Linked DNA regions of Homo sapiens: all the other regions are linked to region 2. The links are chromatin contacts, found by Hi-C or POLR2A ChIA-PET in ENCODE. All regions are on one chromosome and are shown on one strand. Each heading gives the region's core, a stretch centred on a gene start or an enhancer-like site at or near the end of the contact. The rest is flanking DNA. Distances are from core to core; before and after follow the strand shown. Region 1 holds the start of CNR1 (cannabinoid receptor 1). Region 2 holds the start of UBE2J1 (ubiquitin conjugating enzyme E2 J1). Region 3 has its middle 99 kb from the start of MIR4464. Region 4 has its middle 120 kb from the start of SPACA1. Region 5 overlaps LOC101928911 (a long non-coding RNA gene).

Evidence for each region. Hi-C counts contacts between places; a loop is a spot of excess contacts on that map. ChIA-PET counts read pairs that join two places held with the same protein, here RNA polymerase II (POLR2A). Pooled maps may share reads with other maps.
Region 1: a loop to region 2 is called in a map of OCI-LY7, with 8 times the contacts of the local background. The contact joins the promoter of CNR1 here to the promoter of UBE2J1 in region 2. A Hi-C loop is called at or near these places in 1 of 168 maps with a recorded cell type or tissue (OCI-LY7), 1 of 37 single-sample maps with no recorded cell type and 2 of 50 pooled maps. POLR2A ChIA-PET finds 5 or more read pairs at or near these places in 1 of 52 experiments (GM12878).
Region 3: a pooled map shows a loop between it and region 2 (2.9-fold over the local background). The contact joins the enhancer-like site here to the promoter of UBE2J1 in region 2. A Hi-C loop is called at or near these places in 5 of 50 pooled maps. POLR2A ChIA-PET finds 5 or more read pairs at or near these places in 3 of 52 experiments (MCF 10A, T-cell and activated T-cell).
Region 4: a map of B cell shows a loop between it and region 2 (8-fold over the local background). The contact joins the enhancer-like site here to the promoter of UBE2J1 in region 2. A Hi-C loop is called at or near these places in 3 of 168 maps with a recorded cell type or tissue (B cell, OCI-LY7 and Ramos), 5 of 37 single-sample maps with no recorded cell type and 5 of 50 pooled maps. POLR2A ChIA-PET finds 5 or more read pairs at or near these places in 1 of 52 experiments (OCI-LY7).
Region 5: a map of OCI-LY7 shows a loop between it and region 2 (25-fold over the local background). The contact joins the enhancer-like site here to the promoter of UBE2J1 in region 2. A Hi-C loop is called at or near these places in 1 of 168 maps with a recorded cell type or tissue (OCI-LY7), 3 of 37 single-sample maps with no recorded cell type and 5 of 50 pooled maps. POLR2A ChIA-PET finds 5 or more read pairs at or near these places in 1 of 52 experiments (OCI-LY7).

The regions. Positions count from the first base shown.
Region 1 is chr6:88,164,714-88,168,028 of GRCh38, forward strand. It overlaps CNR1 (cannabinoid receptor 1), which reads right to left and starts at 1,634. Exons shown (of 2, transcript NM_016083.6): 1 at 1,090-1,634. RefSeq lists silencers at 1,311-1,990, 2,051-2,490, 2,561-2,760.
Region 2 is chr6:89,351,120-89,354,876 of GRCh38, forward strand. UBE2J1 (ubiquitin conjugating enzyme E2 J1) reads right to left here and starts at 1,603. Exons shown (of 8, transcript NM_016021.3): 1 at 1,420-1,603. The coding sequence starts at 1,450. RefSeq lists an enhancer at 909-1,858 and silencers at 1,155-1,214, 1,245-1,954, 1,965-2,064.
Region 3 is chr6:90,409,843-90,413,274 of GRCh38, forward strand. No RefSeq gene overlaps it. Among named protein-coding and RNA genes, the nearest start is that of MIR4464, 99 kb to the left of the region's middle. RefSeq lists enhancers at 1,595-1,954, 2,976-3,432. Within about 2 kb of position 1,614, at least 5 of the 41 ENCODE cell types and tissues checked have a DNase peak (open chromatin) inside an H3K27ac peak, as active enhancers do.
Region 4 is chr6:87,923,757-87,927,246 of GRCh38, forward strand. No RefSeq gene overlaps it. Among named protein-coding and RNA genes, the nearest start is that of SPACA1, 120 kb to the right of the region's middle. RefSeq lists enhancers at 1,490-2,579, 1,765-1,954. Within about 2 kb of position 1,800, at least 5 of the 41 ENCODE cell types and tissues checked have a DNase peak (open chromatin) inside an H3K27ac peak, as active enhancers do; they include B cell and OCI-LY7, where a contact is called at or near this core.
Region 5 is chr6:87,903,080-87,906,743 of GRCh38, forward strand. All of the region lies in intron 2 of LOC101928911 (a long non-coding RNA gene), which reads left to right. Among named protein-coding and RNA genes, the nearest start is that of SPACA1, 140 kb to the right of the region's middle. RefSeq lists an enhancer at 2,125-2,374. Within about 2 kb of position 2,217, at least 2 of the 41 ENCODE cell types and tissues checked have a DNase peak (open chromatin) inside an H3K27ac peak, as active enhancers do; they include OCI-LY7, where a contact is called at or near this core.

The DNA of each region.
Region 1 (3,315 bases), core at 384-2,883, 1.2 Mb before region 2:
GCTCTGAGCTTCTCAATATTCTGCAAAATAGATTGATGTCAGTGGTGACCCCACTAATACTCAGTGTCCGCTAAGCTTCCTCTAAGAAATTGCATTTCCCCCATTGTTCAAAAGATATTAACTTGGTAATAAAAATGAGGAGAAGTTATGGGACCCACAGAGATATCTTTCAACACCTTTAAAACCAGTAAATCTGTTCTAATCTCTTATTGGATTACATGCCCGAGGAGGCTTACTATATCAGGAAATCAACAACAAAGGCAAGAATAGCACTTATTTGGAGGAAAATAAAAAAAGATGGGAGGCAAAATGATTAATACGTTACTAAACATTTCTTTTGTTTTTTTATCTGTTCAATTTTAAATATCTGAGAGACAATCTATTAAAATCAGAAACATGCATGTTGCTTTTAAACTTCCAAATGACCAAATGACAGTTTCTCATGTCTATTACAGCAAACATATTTTTATTTGAGAGGTGATCCGTTTATGATTTGTAAGCCTTAACAAGAAATGTCTTTTAAAAATGCAACATTAACTTTAGTCATCTAACAGCTAGTTCTGAGTTAAACGGTTCCATCAACATTCAATTTTAGGTATTAGTTACATGGACATTTGTTTTTCCTCAAAGAGAAGTGGTTCCTGTAGCTTTTTATCAAAAGTTTATTATTTGACATACATCTCTTTATATGACATTTACTATTTTACATTAGTCAGTTTCTAGGCTTGCAGCAGAGATCGATGTATTTCCCTGGGAAGACTTAGCTGCTAACATGGTTTATAGGCATTCAGCACCAACTCAAGCGCCCGTTTTTCAAACATGCACAATTACCCATTTTCTACAAACAGACATCAGTGCATACAGAGCCAGGTGCACACACATTCAATAAATAGTAAATGGTAGAAATCTCCAGAAGTAGAACAGATCACAGTTAACAGGCTGGGGCCATACAGCTAAGTAAACACCGACGCACGATTCGCTCACACGGAATAAGAACTCCACGAAGGACACTTGGGGACCACACTGGTCGTACCCGAGGGGGCGGGAGGCGGAAAAAGTATTTCCAAACGCAACTCTGCCAGGTCTTACCCTTCGCATCCCCTGGTCCTCGGGACAGAAGCTCCCTTGGCACCTCTCGCCCAGCTCAGGGGCTGGTTGTCCGCTAGAACGAAATATCCCCCACTGACTACGGAGAGCTCTGCAGGGAGCCGAGGCCCCCGCCCGGGCCAAGGGAAGGCGCTGGCGCCGCGGGAGACAAGAAGAGGCGGAGGCGGAAAAGAAGTGGAGAAGGAAGGGGTGGCAGAGGGAGTAGCGTGCGGGAGGCGGCGCCGGCGCCGGGCTGCTGGCGAGGCGGGGTGGGGTGGAGTGGGGTGTGCCTCCGGCGGGCGGTCAGCAAGTCAGTCCGTCCGAGCGCCGGCGTCCCGGTCTCCAGCGCCCGCCCGCGACAGCGACCGGGACTGGCGCCCCGCTGCTCCGACCGCCGGCGAGCCTCGCCCCTTCCCAGGCTCTTCACTGGGTCCTCCCGCGAGCCCCGCCTGGCCCGGCGTGGGGCCGCCCGTCTCCGCCAGCCCGGGCGCCCGTCGCCTCGTCCCGCTCGCGCAGTCCCTGCCGCTCCCTCCGCTCGCGCTGTCTCTGGCTCCCTCTCGCTCCAGTCCCATTTATGAAGCGCGGTCCCATCACGTGTTAATGAGCCTTTGTCCTGCCCTGGCAGCGGCGGCGGCACAGACCCCGCCGAGGGAACTGCGCGGGGAGGGACCTGAGCGCAGCGCCCGTAGCCCCAAACTTTGCTTGGGGCGGGGGACCCGCCGCGGCGCCAGCCCTGGGGCCAGAGGGGACAAGCCTCTTCGGCCCGCGTCACCTACTTCTCCTCTTCCTCCTCCTCCTCCGCCGCCGCGCTCCCGGAGGCCCCCGCTGCCATGACCTCGCTGTGCTCCCGGATACCCTCACACCCTGACCAGGCCAAGAAGGGGCTGGTGCATGCGCCGCCCACGACCTCGGGGCCATTAATCACACGCTCCCGGGCAGCGCGCATCGCCAACACCTTCCGCGGGGGTCACGTCTGGGGCAGCGGGCTGAGCCGGAAGGGGAAGGGGAGCGGGAGCCCAGAGGCCGAGGCGCGCCGGGCCCGGGGGTGCGGTCTCGCGCCCCCTCCCTCCGCGCAAGGCCGCTCCCGTGGCAGGCGGCAGCGAGCTGGGCCCGGGGCCGGGCTGAGCTTTGGGACCGCGCTGCGCAGCCCCCGAGCCGTTCGCTACCTGGCTGCGGTCGCGCGGCCACCTGTCCTCCGCCCTCGGGGCGCCGCCCAGCTTCGCGCCAGGCGCCTTCTCCAGCGCCCGCCGCCCTTTCCCGGCGAGACCACTCGGGCGCGCCCCGCCCGCCGGTCCCCGATGCAAACAGTTGGGCTCCGTAGGCGGCTGGCTCCGCGCCTCCCGGCCCGGCGCGCCCCCTCCCCGGCCACCCGGGGCCCCGCTCCTCGCACCTTTTCGCTGGAGGAGGACGCCCCACTCCAGGGCCGGACTGGGGGCTCTGGGACTCGGGGGCGGCAGCGGCGGGCGCCTGGGGAGCCGCGGTGTGCTCAGCAGCCGCGGCAGGAATTAGGGGACATGCTCGTTAATTGTTTCCACTATCAGCCGCCGTCTGCCTCCTGTGTGCACGGATCAAACCTTAATTGGTCTTTACATTTATCATGGTGAATTGCGAACCTCCAAACAAGCCTGGGCCGCCGCTTCTGCCGAGGAGGCGCTCCCCTCCCCTCCGCCCCCGGGGCCCTGCAGGGTGTGCGGCGGCGGTCGTGGTTATTTAGACATCTTTATCTCTCGTGAGTTGGATCGGGAGAGGATCGCACGGTTTCCACCTGACGGAGCCACGTCACGTCGGCCACAAGGGCCCCGTGCTGGGCGCTGGGTTCGGTTCCCGGCCGTCCTCTTGTGGCCGCCTTGGCGTTCATTTTATGACACCTTGCCGGTGTTCCCAGACATCATCCCGCACCGCTCCGTTTTACCGACCTCCAGGTCTTCCCGCCCCTGATCAGACCCCAACAGCAACCGTACTATATCTGGACCCTATATTTGAACTACGTGGTGAGAATCTGTGAAAGCGAGCCTCTCAGGGAAAGAAGGAAGATTGTTGAGTTCAAGGTCCTGGAGGAGGGAAGGCTGTAAAACCGTTTTGGAAACGTCAGGCCAAATCGTACAAAGGCTTCCCGCAGAGCACTAGTGCAGTTTTTGAAAATCCCCCTAGACTGCTTTAGACTAGAAGTATTTCCGTCAAGCAAATGACCATTTGACTCCATTGAGAGAGAGAGTCCACCGCTGAAAT
Region 2 (3,757 bases), core at 353-2,852:
CGCCCACACTGGAGTGCAGTGGCGCGATCTCGGCTCACTGCAACCTCCTCCCCGGGTCAAGCCATCCTCCTGCCTCAGCCTCCCGAGTGGCTGGAACTACAGGAGTGCGCCACCACCATGCCCGGCTGATTTTTGTGTTTTTAGTAGAGACGGGGTTTCACCATGTTGGCCAGGCTGCTCTCCACCTCCTGGGCTCAAGCCTCCCAAAGTGCTGGGATTACAAGCGTGTGCCACCGTGCCAGGTCTTCATCAGATTTTTTTAAGGAGTCAGTGGCTCCTAAAATATTATGACCAGTTCTACACACTTGGTCACCTAAGGACATTTCTTAGCCTGACAGCACTCAGGCTAACAAAGCTCCCTCCAATCAATATCCTCAGGCTTTTCTGGGGTTTTTGCATATTCTGAAACCTTACAAAAAACCCAAAGATTCACAGTGTCAACTCTTTCCACAAGGATGCTAGTCTTGCTAATTCCTACTGAGAAACAGCTTTTTTTGGAAGGAAATTTTAAGCAACAGCAAAAGTTGGTGAAATCATCACTAATATCCTAGAGTTTATCATGCAGAGTTAACTGTGGAGTTTCTTCCCCCTGACAAAATGTATCAAGGTACAGATAGAAAAAATACCATTTAGAGGATCCAATGATTCATTTCAAGCCTGTTTTATTAAGCTGAGAAAGCTAGTTGCTTATCTTTATAATGCACCAGAAAGTAATTAGAGGCTAGGATTGCTGGGACTGCTTGTGTAAATATAAAGCAGGATCATTAAATGCAGGAAAGGAATCGCTACGACTGAATACAGATACATTTCATATTAGCCAGTCTGGCAAAAATCAAGGTTAGCTCTCAAGAACAGGGCTCAACGAGGTGTTTTTTTGTTGTTGTTTTGTTTTGCTTTAGCTCTATAGTTAACTGGTTTAGTTACAGAACATTTCCTTTATGTCTGTAATTGTATTCGCCCAAGTGCTGCAAATAGGATATTTAAACGACCAACTCCTCAAATGTGAGTAAATCAGCCGGCAGTAAATAGAAGTAAATAGAAGTCCGGTGGCAGCGACAGGGAGGGAATAGCGACCAGGTACAGCGAGGGGGTTGATGACTATCGCCCACCGACATCACCTTTACACCTGTTCTCAGGGATGAGTTTCTGACCCAGCTCTACGGGACCAGGCGAAGATGAGAAAAGGGAGAGGCTGGGTGCTGCGGGGCGCGCTGGCCGGCCGGGGGATTGGCAGCGGACGTCCACCCGGCCACCTCGCCCTGCGGCCTGTACTTCCCGGGCAGGCGGCGGTCTCGCGTAGAGCGCGAAACCAGGAGCTGAGCCGCGAGTGGCGCCAGACGCGAGGGGACCGAGGCGGCGACCACCCCGGGGTCCAGGGTCACTCCGCCCTCCTCGCCCAGGGGCCCCAGCCCTGCTCACCCGGACTCTTCAGGTTGTAGCGGGTCTCCATGGTGGGTCGCTGGCTTGGCTCCGGCCTCCCGGGCCGCTGCCACCTCCTCTCCACGCGGCCGCTGCCCGGGTCTCAGCGCGGCTCGGGCGGACGGGGCCTGGCCGAGGAGCCTCGGCAAATGCCGCCCAGTCCAGCCTGGACTGCGGGCGGGGTGGCAAGGCTGAGTGCGGGCGAGGCGCTCGCTTCGCGATGGCGCCGCCTCCTCCACTGCGCCCCCGCCTCCCTGAGTGCCTGGCAGGCACCGGCGCCGGCCGGGGCGGCGCTGAACCGGGCGCCCGGGCTGGAGGTCAGCCTCCTCGGGTAGTCGCAGGCCCAGCCCTGCCGCGGCCGCCCGGCTTGCGTCACCCGCCCTCGTCCGGGATTTGTGAAGTTGCCCTGACGTGGCAGTAGCTTCGTGGCGGTCGGTCACTACCCAGCCGCCGCCCGCCCGGCGAAGCCGGCTTGGGGAGGTGCAGGAGCGAGCGGCGTCCTCGTCCTCTCGTCCCGGCCCTGCCCGCTGTAGGCGAGGTCCGGGACCCCCGGGCCCTCGAGAGCTCGGAGGGGGCGCCGGGCTCCGGCTGCAAAGCTGTCCGCAGCCGGCTGCCCGCGCGCGGTCCCGCAGGGTCTGGGAAAGGCTTTGTTTTTAGATTCAGTTGCTGTTGCGAGGGGCGGGGGTTAAGTGAGGAGGGGGAAAGCCAGTGACAAGGAAATGGAATAGGATTTTTTTTATTTTTTATTTTGTGTGTGTGTGTGACGGTGTCACCGCTCTGTCGCCCAGGCTGGGATGCAGTGGCGCGATCTTGGCTCACTGCAGCCTCTACCTCCCGGGCCCAAGCGATCCTCCCACCTCAGCCTCCAGCGTGGCTGGGACCACAGGTGTGTGCCACCATGCCCGGTTAATTTTTTGTATTTTTGTTAGAGACACGGTTTCACCGTGTTGGCCAGGCTCGTCTCGAACTCCTGGACTCAAGCGATCCGCCCGCCTCGGCCTTCCAAAGTGCTGGGGTTACAGGCGTGAGCCACGGCTCTGGCCAGAGTTGGATATTCATAACAATTTTTTTCTCGGGTAGTGTGTTAGGTGCACGACATGTTTTAGGCATTGCAGGAGTTTTGTTTTTTTTGGTTTGTTTAGATGTAAAAGCTGTCAAAAAAAGGAATTACATTTAATGTGAGGGAAAGCATACAAATATGAAAGGTTAAACTTCAAAGGACACACTTACTGCTTCATTGTCCAATGTGTGGGATCGAGAGAGGACTGAGTTCAAAAGACTTAAGGAGTAGGGACCTTACTAAAGGAAAGGAGGGAGGGATTGGGAAGGTGGGGAGGATAGAAAGGGTTAATCAGGTTGGGCAAGTTTTATTCTGTTATATAAAGACATAAACTCTTAAATTTGATTTGTTTTCTATTGTTAAAGTTAATCTAAATCTGTGAGTTTCTTGATGAAATTGGGAGTAAAAAAGTGAAGGATATCTAAAATTAGATGGTATATTTTAAATCATTCCCTGATGTTGTTTTCTGTATAGTAAACTGATAATCTGACTGACTGAGATATGCAAACAAAACCAAACTCCAATGCTGCTTCATTCATTCATTGTGTTGAATCTTCAGATTAACTGACACTTGACACCCTCTCCTGCCACAGCTCTACAAAAGCCCCTAATTTGTGCAGTAGGCCCTACCACAGCAAGGCCTGCAAAGCAGGTGCTGTATATAATGCGTTCCTATTTGATAGCTGAGTACTAGAAGCCTTTTGCTATTCAGCCTCCAAGGTCCATCAATCTCTGGGTGCAGTTGTCCTCTGGGGCTCTCCTTTAGCCACCACCACCTCCACTGCTCCCTGGGGCTCTTCTCCCATAGGACTGGTTCAGTAGGAATAACAATCTCTCCTTCCTTGGTTAACAACAATAACAACAATTTATTGTGGACATGTGCCCATAACAATTTAATTATGGGCACATATCAAAGCTTAATTACAATCATGCTCCAAGATCAAAGCCAATTCCAAAATTTCTCTCAGCAGAGACATTTACAGAGAAAAGAGAAGTGGCTGGCAGGTGTGGTGGCTCATGCCTGTAATCCCAGCACTTTGGGAGGCCAAGGCGGGCAGGTCACCTGAGGTCAGGAGTTGGAGACCAGCCTGGCCAACATGGCAAAAACCTGTCTCTACTAAAAATACAAAAATTAGCTGGGTGTGGTGGTGCATGCCTGTAATCCCAGCTTCTCGGGAGGCTGAGGTAGGAGAATCACTTGAACCCAGAAGGCGGAGGTTGCAGTGAGCCGAGATCAACCTGGGAGACAGAATGAGACTCCATCTCAAAAAAAAAAAA
Region 3 (3,432 bases), core at 364-2,863, 1.1 Mb after region 2:
TTTTGCTATGCTAGGAACACAGGAGAGCTGTTTGGGGAGCCATTCAAGTATACATGCTGAGTCGGCAGATGCATGTACATATTTAGAGAGACCTGGGTTAAATTAGCTGTGAATTTTGAGATGGTGATTGAAATCATGGGTGGTTGGAATTGCCAAGGGAGATATAAAGAGCAGGAAAACAAGGGAGACTAGGACCAGTCTTTGATGGATTATGACCTTTAAAGTCTGAGGAGAGGGGGATTTGTCTGCAGAGGAGATTGAGGAGGAACAGCTAGGTAGGTGGAAAGGCAGAAGAGTGTAGTATACTAGAGGCTGAATTAGGAATCTTTCAAATGCATATTACTGAAATCCATCTTCAATTGATGTAACCAAAAAAAGAATAATTTATTGGCTCCTATAGCCTGAAATCAGGACTGGTCAGATATGCCTGGGTTCAAGAGCTCAAACATCCAGCTCCTTGGGAAACAGCCTCTCCCCCCATCTCTCAGTTCTGTCTCCTTCTGGATGGGCTTCTTTGCCAGGTGGATATTCCCATGTGGTGGCCTGATAGGGTCACCAGCAGAGGCTTCAGGTTTACATCCTACCCAAAGTAAAGAAATGTCCTTCTTCGATTGGTTCCAGCAACCACACCAGGTGTGACTATTGTTAGCCTAGCTTAGGCTAGATGCCCATCTCTGAGCTAGAGGTTGACATCAGCTCTACCCACACTTCACATAGACTGAAAGTTGGGAAAGGAATGGTTCCTCAAAAGAAAATCAGGGTGCTGTTACCTGAAGAAACTGAGAAGAAGCCAGGCAGGCAAGATCCCAGATGTCTATACAGATGCCGAAGTGATAAGAATTTTAAGAGGGAAAGTATATTTAAGAGTATGAAATACCGTTAAGGCTGGGTGCAGTGGCTCATGCCTGTAATCCCAGCACTTTGGGAGGCTGAGGTGGTGGATCATGAGGTCAGGAGTTCAAGGCCAGCCTGGCCAAGATGGTGAAACCCCATCTCTACTAAAAATACAAAAATTAGCTGTGGCGGCAGGCGCCTGTAATCCCTGCTGCTCGGGAGGCTGAGGCAGGAGAATCACTTGAATCTGGGTGGCAGAGGTTGCAGTGAGCCAAGATCACACCACTGCACTCCAGCCTGGGTGACAGAGTGAGGCTCCGTCTCAAAAAAAAAAAAAAAAAAAAAAAAGAAAGAAAGAAAGAAAAAAAAGAAAGAAATACCTTTAAGACACCAAGAAAGATAAGGACAGGGATTAGCCACTTGGAAGTCACTGGTGCCCTCAGACCCACACAAATAGCTCCATCACAAAGTAGGATGTGGTGGAAAACAAAATGAACAAAATGCAAGTTGAAAGGGCCACGTGAACCCAGGAGAGGAAAATCATTTAGGACGAAACAATCACGGAAAGCTTCATGTCCAAAGTAGCATTTCACTTGGGTCCTGAAGGATGGGTGATATTTTTAAAATGAAGGCCAGAGAAGTGGAGGAAGGGAGGGCACCCAGCTGACTATAGCATGAGCAAAAGTGCAATGGCAGAGATGTTTAGGGTGTGTTCACCAAGAGGTGAACAGTTCATGCTTGGTCTGATGGCTAGGGGCCAAATGTGAGTGCTGGCTAAGGAGAAGGGACTTTCTCTGTTCAATTTACAAATGAGTCAGCTGTAATTTACCTTCCCTTAGGTTATCGGCCTGAATATGTAAATGAGGGATAGCTGTCACTAGAATGAAACTGACATCTAGAAAAGCGCCTCCCTATAATCTTGCCTTTCCATATAAGGGCTCCCTGGCGTGCTTCACAGGTGAACTCTACAGCAAACGCATTCTTCTCTCTCCTTTCAGCCTTGGTCTTTCCTCTGACTCAGGGGCCTGGCTTGTGGTGCTGAGGCACCTTCCGGCTGCTGAGAATTGGACTACTCTGTCTTCTTGCTGACTGCGGCAAAGGAACGCCCGGGGTCTGACAATCACCTCTACGAGAGCAGCTTGGATGTTTCTCATCTTTCACTTGACTTTCTTATCCCTTTACTTAAATATATATATATATATATATACTTTAGAGACAGGGTCTCACTCACTATGTTGCCTAGGTTGGACTCAAACTTCTGGGCTCAAGTGATCCTCCCACCTCAGCCTCCCAAGTGGCTGGATTACAAGCATGTGCCACCACACCCTGCTCATCCCTTCAGTTTTTAGCCCAGAAAGCTGGCACTAAAAGGGATGGTAGGTTTGAGGGATTTTAGATGGAAGACAATTTAGGTGACTCTGCACTATATTATAGTCAAATATCCTGCAACCTTTGTTCCTAGAAGAAACCTGTGCATCCTGAATCTCTGACCCCTGGGAATACATTCTTTTCCCCCAGCACCTCACCTAGGAATGGTCACTTGGGTTAAGGGTTCTCAGGCTTGGTGGCCAAAAGCCAACACCTGTTCATTTATCTCCTATCTTGTACTCAGTCTCTTAAGACTTTTCTGCAACTTGGACCCTGGTGGGCCAAGTGCATTTGCCCAGAGAGAAAAATTGCACAAATTAGAACTCTGGATTGATATTTCACTTACATACCTCCACTTGGGGATCCTCAACACAGCTTAAATAGTAATGTCTTTAATGGGGGTCATCAAGGGCATTTAAGTAGGGACATGCAATGAGCAGAACCACTTTTGGAGAAGACTGCACTTGGCAGTCGTTCCCTAACAGATTTGAGAGAGCAGAGGTGGGAAATGGCAAATTGTTAGGAAACTGATAATGGGCCCAGGGAGAAAAACCTTGAACCAAGGAACTGAGCTAGATGTGGAAGGGTGGGCGTGGGTTTTAGAAACACTTCTTTAGAGGAAAACCATGATTAAAAAAGGAGAAAGAAAGAAGGAAAGGAAAGGAAAGGAAAGGAAAAAAGGAAGGTGGGATTGGGGGAAGAAGGAAAGGAAGAAAGGAAAGAAGGAAAGAAAGAGGACATGGAAATCTCTGTAGGCCAGGAACAGAGTGAGGAGGCTCAGTATCATGGGGAGGGCCTGGGAAACCTGTGGCCCCTCAGGACACAGAGATTCTGAGCTGGCAGCAGGAGCTGAGCTGAGAACAGAACTGAGCTCACTCCAGGAGCCCAGGACAAGGAGCCAAGTGTGAATGTGGGGCCAGGCCTCTGCTCTTCATTGGTGACTAGAGCTGTAAGAGCTGTGCCTGACTGTCTGGGATGGCAGTGGAAAGAGGCTCCTTCTCCACAGGTCAGGGAGGAAGCAGACTATGGCATGAAGGGGGACCCAGTTCTGTGCTGGGCAGCTTCTTAACTGAAGACTCCAGCTACCCACTGCAGTGCATGGGCATCCATCTGCGGGGGAGGGGCACTGATACACCTGTTCCACCAAGAATGCCCCATCACAGTGCCCTTGACCCAGGCTCCTCAGGAAGCCTCTTGTCTGAGACTTCTCATCTCTTCACCCCACACTGA
Region 4 (3,490 bases), core at 550-3,049, 1.4 Mb before region 2:
AGGAGGAGAGACTTTTCTTTGTAGCAGTTCTAGGGAAAACAACTAAGGACTTTTAGTAGATGTCGGCTCTACCATGAGTTAACGAAGAAGGTGATGCAAATTAGGCTGCATGAATAGAGGCCCTGAACAGATCCCCACATCTGCAGGACTCCGAGTGTCTATCACATTGAAGATAAAAATACAAACATGTTATTGATTGATTGATGATTGATGGATTGAAAACAATTTTAAATTCTTCCTTAAAAATTATCAGAGGCCAGGCGTGATGGCTCACACTTGCAATCCCAGCACTTTGGGAGGCTGCAGTGAGTGGATTGCTTGAGCCCAGGGGTTTGAGACCAGCCTGGGCAACATGGTGAAACCCCATCTCTACAAAAAATACCAAAAAAATTTAGCCAGGTGTGATGGCACACCTATAGTCCCATCTACTTGGGAGGCTAAGATGGGAAGATTGCTTGGCCCCAGGAGGCTGAGGTTCTGCTAAGTTGAGATTGCTCCACTGCACTCCAGTCTGGGTGACAGAGTGAGACCCTGTCTCAAAAATAAATAAATAAATAAATAAATCAGAGTAACAAGAGTTAACTGCAGGTAATGAAACATTATAGGTATATTAAAAAAAATTCTTCCTTCTAACATCCCCCAAAACAGATAACACATGTTAACAACTTGGTGTGTATCCTTCTGTGCTGTTACTCATGCTGAGACAAACATATCAAAACAAACCCACAAGTATATAAGATTTTTGTTGGGATTTTTGGTTTTTCATAAAGTGGACAAACCCATTTTCTCCATCTTTCTTCACTTAAGGATACATCATTGACACCTCTCCAAAATTAATTTTAAAATGCTTAATGTTCCAGAAATATGGATGTGGTATCATTTATTCATCCCTTAATCAATGTCACATTTAAGAGGGATATGGGCAAATAGGGCAGGGGATGATGTTCCAGGGCAGGATGGCAGAAGTGGAGCCAGAAGCCATGACATAGAAAAAAGGACTGATGCAACCAGAGATGCTTAACTGGGAGAATAAAAGGTGGGTGGAAGAAGGGGAGGGTTGGTTGGGTTCATCAGTTAATATTGGAGCTTTGCTCAGACTGGGGTTGAACAGGTTAGTAATTCTATGGTTAGTGTTTGATTCCTTGTCAAGACAGGTCTAGGGAAGTGGGGAGGGTGAAGACTCTATTTCCTTCAGTGATTGGAGGGTTGTGCAAAACAGCAGCCTTTGGGGTTACCAAGCGTGGCCCACCCTATCCCCAGAGAGCTGGCGGGCTCTGTGGAACAACCTCCACAGTAAGCACATTATAAAAACATTAGGCGAAATAATAAAAATAATGACATTAAAAAGAAAAATTGTTGTAGAAACCAAACAAACCCAGACCTACAGCCGAGGCAGGCACCAGCCGGGATGTTGTTAGCATGCTTAGGAGAAATTTGATTTCGATGAATTTCGTTGTCAGTGTAACCAGGGCATGAATCACCCTCCTCCGCCCTTTCTCATCGTTCTAATACCAAGATTTAGAGAACATGGCATTAGAGAGATAAAGAGGTTCACAAACAGTATCAGCCAGGAGCCCCCCGGGCCCAAAAGCAGCACCAGGCTCAGCCAGGAGGCAGCTTTCTGCTGTTATGGGCCTATAAATCTGAAGGCATCTGAACCCCTGCGGGATCTGAAGCCATCAACTCTGAGACCAGAACTGTCACCTTTTCTGCTCCCAACCTCTTCCTCCCACCACAGTCCACCTGACCATGGGGTGAGAAATGAGGTTTCTCACTAGAAGCAAGTTCTGGCAGAGCAGGGGCCTGGCCACACCAGTGCTGTAGCAAGCAGCTTGCACTGGCTTCCAGGGTTTGCATCCGTGGTGACAAATGTACTCTCCTGAGGTGGCTAGGAAAAGCCACCTGTCCTGCCAGACACAGGGATGCAACGCCAGTGTAGGATCTGGAGGATCCCACATGCAGCATCGGGGCAGATGGTCACAGTCTGGTGACTGGGGAATCCCCAACGGCCCTGAAACCATGCTCTCAGTTTTATTTTTAGCTAATATGTACTTGATCCTTTCCCACGTGCCAGACATAGTGCCAGGTGCTTCCTGTGGATCATCTCCATCCGTGTTCCCAGCCCTCTGCTAGCTACTGGTGCACATACTTTACACATGAGGAGACTGAGGCTCAGGGAGATGAAGTTACCTGGCCCAAGTCACTCAGCTGGCCAGGAGTGGAGCCAGGGCTTGACCTGAGGTCTGCCCAACTCCAGCATTTATACCCTTTCCATTAAGAGTTGATGATGCCTCATGGCCATGAGAAGGGACTACGGGGAAAAGTGGGCTTTCCTAAAGCCTTTGCTTTCTCTCATCTGATTACAAATCCAACCAATTTCATGCGTTCCAATTCGAAGTGCTCAACCTACCCTCATTTATCTATAGTTCGTCACAGCCCTCAAGATTGCTTAGGGGATGGGGGACCTGTCTTAGTAATACCAGTGCTTCAGGCCGTTACCACTCACACAGGTGACAAAAACAGGGACTAGAAATTAGAATTAGAGAAATCCACAAAGCGCTGAGGTTGGCTGTCTTGTGGTGGCGTTTCTCAGATACCAGGGCCCACTGATTTATTTCCCTCAAGGAGAGGCAGTGAAAAACAGTGGTTAGGAAAATAGTCATGAAACATGGATTCTGGAGTTGAGTGATCTGGGTTTAAGTCCCAGTTCTGGCTGTGACTTTGGGCAAGTTACTTAACCTTGTATAAAACAGGAATAATAATAAGATTAAATGAGCTCTTGTATACAGAGTTGTCAGCTTAGTCCCTTGCACAAAGTAGGTATTCAGTACATACTATCCATTGTGGATAGTATGTTGTCCCCAGGTACAGCGGGGACACTGCAGAAGCACTGTCATTAAGGCATGCACTTGGAGTTGTTTTTCCTGTAGGGGGAACATGTTTTAGTCAACCAATATCTGTTCACAAATCTGGCGTCTTTTGGGGAATTGTTTGGGAACTGCCTGGCCTGGGTAAAGAGAGGCATTTCCAGAAGAATATAATTCCAGGCTCAAAGACAGCTGATTCACAGTACCGGTTCTGCCAGTCACCACTGGGTCCTTTGTGCAGTCACTCCATTCTCTGAGTTGTGACTGAAGGATTATGAGAGCCACCTTGGCTAGGTCATTGTCCACCTGAGATGAGGTCACAAATATAAAGCACCCAGAAGAGTGTTTGGCCCCCAGATGGTACATGGTGGTAATTGGTCCCCTTCTGCTGTGGCCTAACCACAACTTCCCAGACCAGATCACTGGTAAATGTCCTCCAGGCTTCTTCAAACCTGTTTCTTGTACTTGCCAAGAAGGATATGACATCCTAAGGCGCTCAGATGACCTCCCTTCCCAGAGACAACTTAGCTCAAACATAGAAAAGCCCAGTCATTAGAAGGGAATTCAATCAATAAGCAGGACTAAAACTAGGTAGAGGAAATCCTTTCATTAAGTATTTAAAT
Region 5 (3,664 bases), core at 967-3,466, 1.4 Mb before region 2:
CTCCTTGAAGGCAACCACTGTTATCAGTGACTCCTCCACTTCCAGAGGTATTCTGTGAGCCTACATGCTGGGCATTTCATTATTTTTCTTCCAACTTCTTCCTCTCCATTTGTTAGACCAGTAGTGCTCAAGTGCTATTGTACAAACACTAGGGGAATTGCTTAGAAATGCAGATTTCCTAGTCCTTTTCCCAGAAATTCTGATTTTGTGGGCCTGGGTGAGTTCAAGGAGTCTGTATGAGTAACTGACCAGGTGATTCTGAAGCACACACCCTACTTGGAGATACTGTTTTAGAAAATAATTAGGGTCTCACTGCCCTGGGGATGAATCTGGTTGAGGTGTAGGAATCTCTCATAATGCCATGTCTATTTTTCGAGTCTTTGACCTTTACCGGGGCCACCTTCCCTTTGGTTTCCATGGTGACGCACGGAGGTCTTCCACATGTAATTAGTCTAAGGATCTTGATTCGTTCCATCGCCTCTCACTGACCGTTCGAGTGCTGCGCTGCAGTGTTATTAGCAAGGCTGAGAAAACTCAATTTGTTTTCTTTCTTCCTCCACTTATGTGATTATAGTTAACATCAGTTTTCTTATATCTCTGAGGAATAAGTAACGGTCGCGAAACTGCAGACTTTTGAGAGATGACAGTAACTTAGACATTGTTTCAGCCAGTCTTTAGATGGGAAAACTGAGTCCCAGAGAAATTAAGAAACTTGTCCAAGATAACAAAATAAATTAATGGCAGAGCTGACTAGAAACTTGGTTTACTAACTCTACATCTGGTGCTTTTTTTCTCATTTTGGTGGCAGCTAAAATCTCAGAGTCTCTGAAAATTATTCAAACAGTTCCTGTTCCCCAGTCCACCTGCCCCCTTGAAATACATCCTCGGTTCCCTGTTTCCCTAGACCTTTCCTGGGCCACACCAGCCCTGGTTGGTTGTCTTGCTCAGTGCAGTGACAGGGTGAATTATTTCTGCATTCTTGAATGTAGCAAAACTTATCTACTTGAACCTCAGGTCACCAAATATAAAGCAATTTTGAACTGAAGGGGTTGTGGATACTTTAAGTCTCTGTGGGAATACAGGAGCTCACAATTCTTATTCTCAGCTTCCTCAAACAAAGGCTCAAGGAACAGTCCTCATTACTTTTCAGAGGTTGGGGGAGGGTTAAGGTCAGGAAGAGGTTGCTGAGTTTACAGTCTCATCCTGTCTCCCTCCTCCTATTGACAAGTCATCAGGATGGTTTATAGATTACTGCCTTACTTTAAGGCCTGTTTGTTGATGTTTGCAGACATTTATCCAATCTCAAGAAACTCAAGGGACCTGATTTCAACTTCAAATTATATATTATCCATATTTGGGATGGAATGGGCAATTTTAATAGAGAAACCCTATCAATCAGGCCAGGGAATAAATAGGAGGGCTTTGATTTATATACTGTGTTGAAATCATCTATATTGATTTAAAATTTTTAAAGTTCCTATGAATGTAATATTTTAACCTGAATATGATTCTTAACAATCCCCTCTCCTCAAATTGTATTCTTCTATTTTTTTTAACCTTTGGTGAAATATTAACTTACTGTACCATGCATTGATAATGTCCCCAGAGGTTAGCCAGGAGAAATATCAGCGTGTCCTTGGAGAGCTTGTCTATCCTGATGAGAACAAAAATTCTAGGACAAAAAGGCTCAATTCCTGAAATAATTACAGTAACTTCAGAAAGGAAATTAAGTATCTATTGAAAGATACACTTAGTAGAATAGTGACTTTTCCTACACATTTAAAATTTAGATACTATATTCAGGAAAAGGGAATTTACCAGGGTTTTTGGATGCAAATGATGAGAAATTAGTTAGTATCTGCAAGCCTGTAAGTACAATATAGTTTTGTACTTATGTAATTAGAGCTGTTTGTGAATCACTCTAATGTCACGTCTGATAGCTATAGTCCTTCAAAGGGGTATTTACATTAAGCCTGATGATAGGTACAGGCATGGAGACAATGAAATTCATTTTATCTATTGTAACATGCAGCCAGTAAATTAGCTTCCCTTTAACTTATGCTACGAAATGATGCTATTTAGTTTATGTGCATTATTCTTGGACTTCTGCATTCCTGGGAAAAGGTTGTCAAAGGTTGTATTAGCTGTGCAGTGAGGCAGCACAGCATGTCCAGGCACATACTCAGGTTAAAACCCTGCTGTACACATCTGCTGTCATTACCCTTTGCATCTTTGCTGATAATTTTTAAGAACCAAAACTGTATGTTGCTATTTTTAGTCCACTTACTTTCTGTTGAGGGTGATGGTCATTATTCTGACATTTCGTGACATATATGTCCACCCCCTGCTCCCCTGCATCAAAATAGATATGTTTTCATACCTACCACACAATCCAGCTGGGCTCAATTTGCATTTAGTTCTCTGGGGAGAGTTAATAATTTTATTTTCAAAAGGTCACTTGCTGACACACAACCTATAAAATAGTTAGCTACCCAAGATTCTTTTCACTCATTCCTCAAATACTTGGTTTAGTTTGGTCTTTTTAATTCACTACTGAAAATCCATTGCCTCTAGGAATTTCAATATTGCATTACAGCATAACAAACTATCCAATATCACTAATGGCCTATTTAGGAATGAAATGCTTTTTTTTTTTCTGGTTTTAAGCAATTTCTAATTTTGAAGGGGATCAGGCACCATCTACAAGGATAGAGTTAATAGCTCCCTGAAGGGACACATCACTAGCCAGGTCATAAAAATCATGCATGCTTTGCTCTTTCAGCCATAAGGCAAGAGGAAAACAAATACGCCTATTTTCCCTCTGCATTACCTTTGTGGTCTGAGGATGTTTGAAAAATTACAGCCATTATATTATTATTATTATTGTTATTTTTTACAATGTTTCTGAAATATGCATTTTTATTCATGTTTATCTATTTATATCTGGTATTTATCTATTTATGTCCTTTCCTCAAGAATTTACTCTCTAAGATGTCTTCTTTCAAAATCATATCCAAAACAGAACGCAAGTGCTGGGATGAATATAATATATACCATTTGAGAATTTGCCAGGCGTAACTATTAACTGGAAGATTCAAGCAAAGAACTAGTTAGTAAGGGAAGAAATTACTCAACATATTTGTTTTGGCTGCTCACATCAATCAGATTTGTGAGATAATAGCTTTAATTCCTTGTGATGAAACACACCAATCCTTTTCTGTATTACAAATGTACCCCAGTTTGACTAAGACAAAAATCAATCTAAATGCAGTGCATTTGCTTTGTCATTGTAAATGGTGCTTGGGTAATGAGCCCCTCAGGGATGGACGGGAGAGAACAGAGCAGTAGAGGAGGAAACAGGAGTGGGTGGGCTAAGGGCAAGGTTTATGATCCAACCTAGAAATCAGGAGGGAAGACATTGGGAAAACATTTCAGTATTCGAAGAGAGGGCCAGACAGTGAGGTGAAGAAGACCCAACAGAACTGGACTTAAGGTGGGGAGGGGGAAAGATGTCATAAAGGTGTTTAGGATGCTCCCCCTATGGGGCTGCAGGCACAGGGAGAGGTGTGTATCGTTAAGTGGCTGCAGGGAAGCACCTTGGATTCAAATCCAAGGTCTTCACCTGAAACCTAAGCAGATTTGGAAAGAACTTAATTGTTCTTAA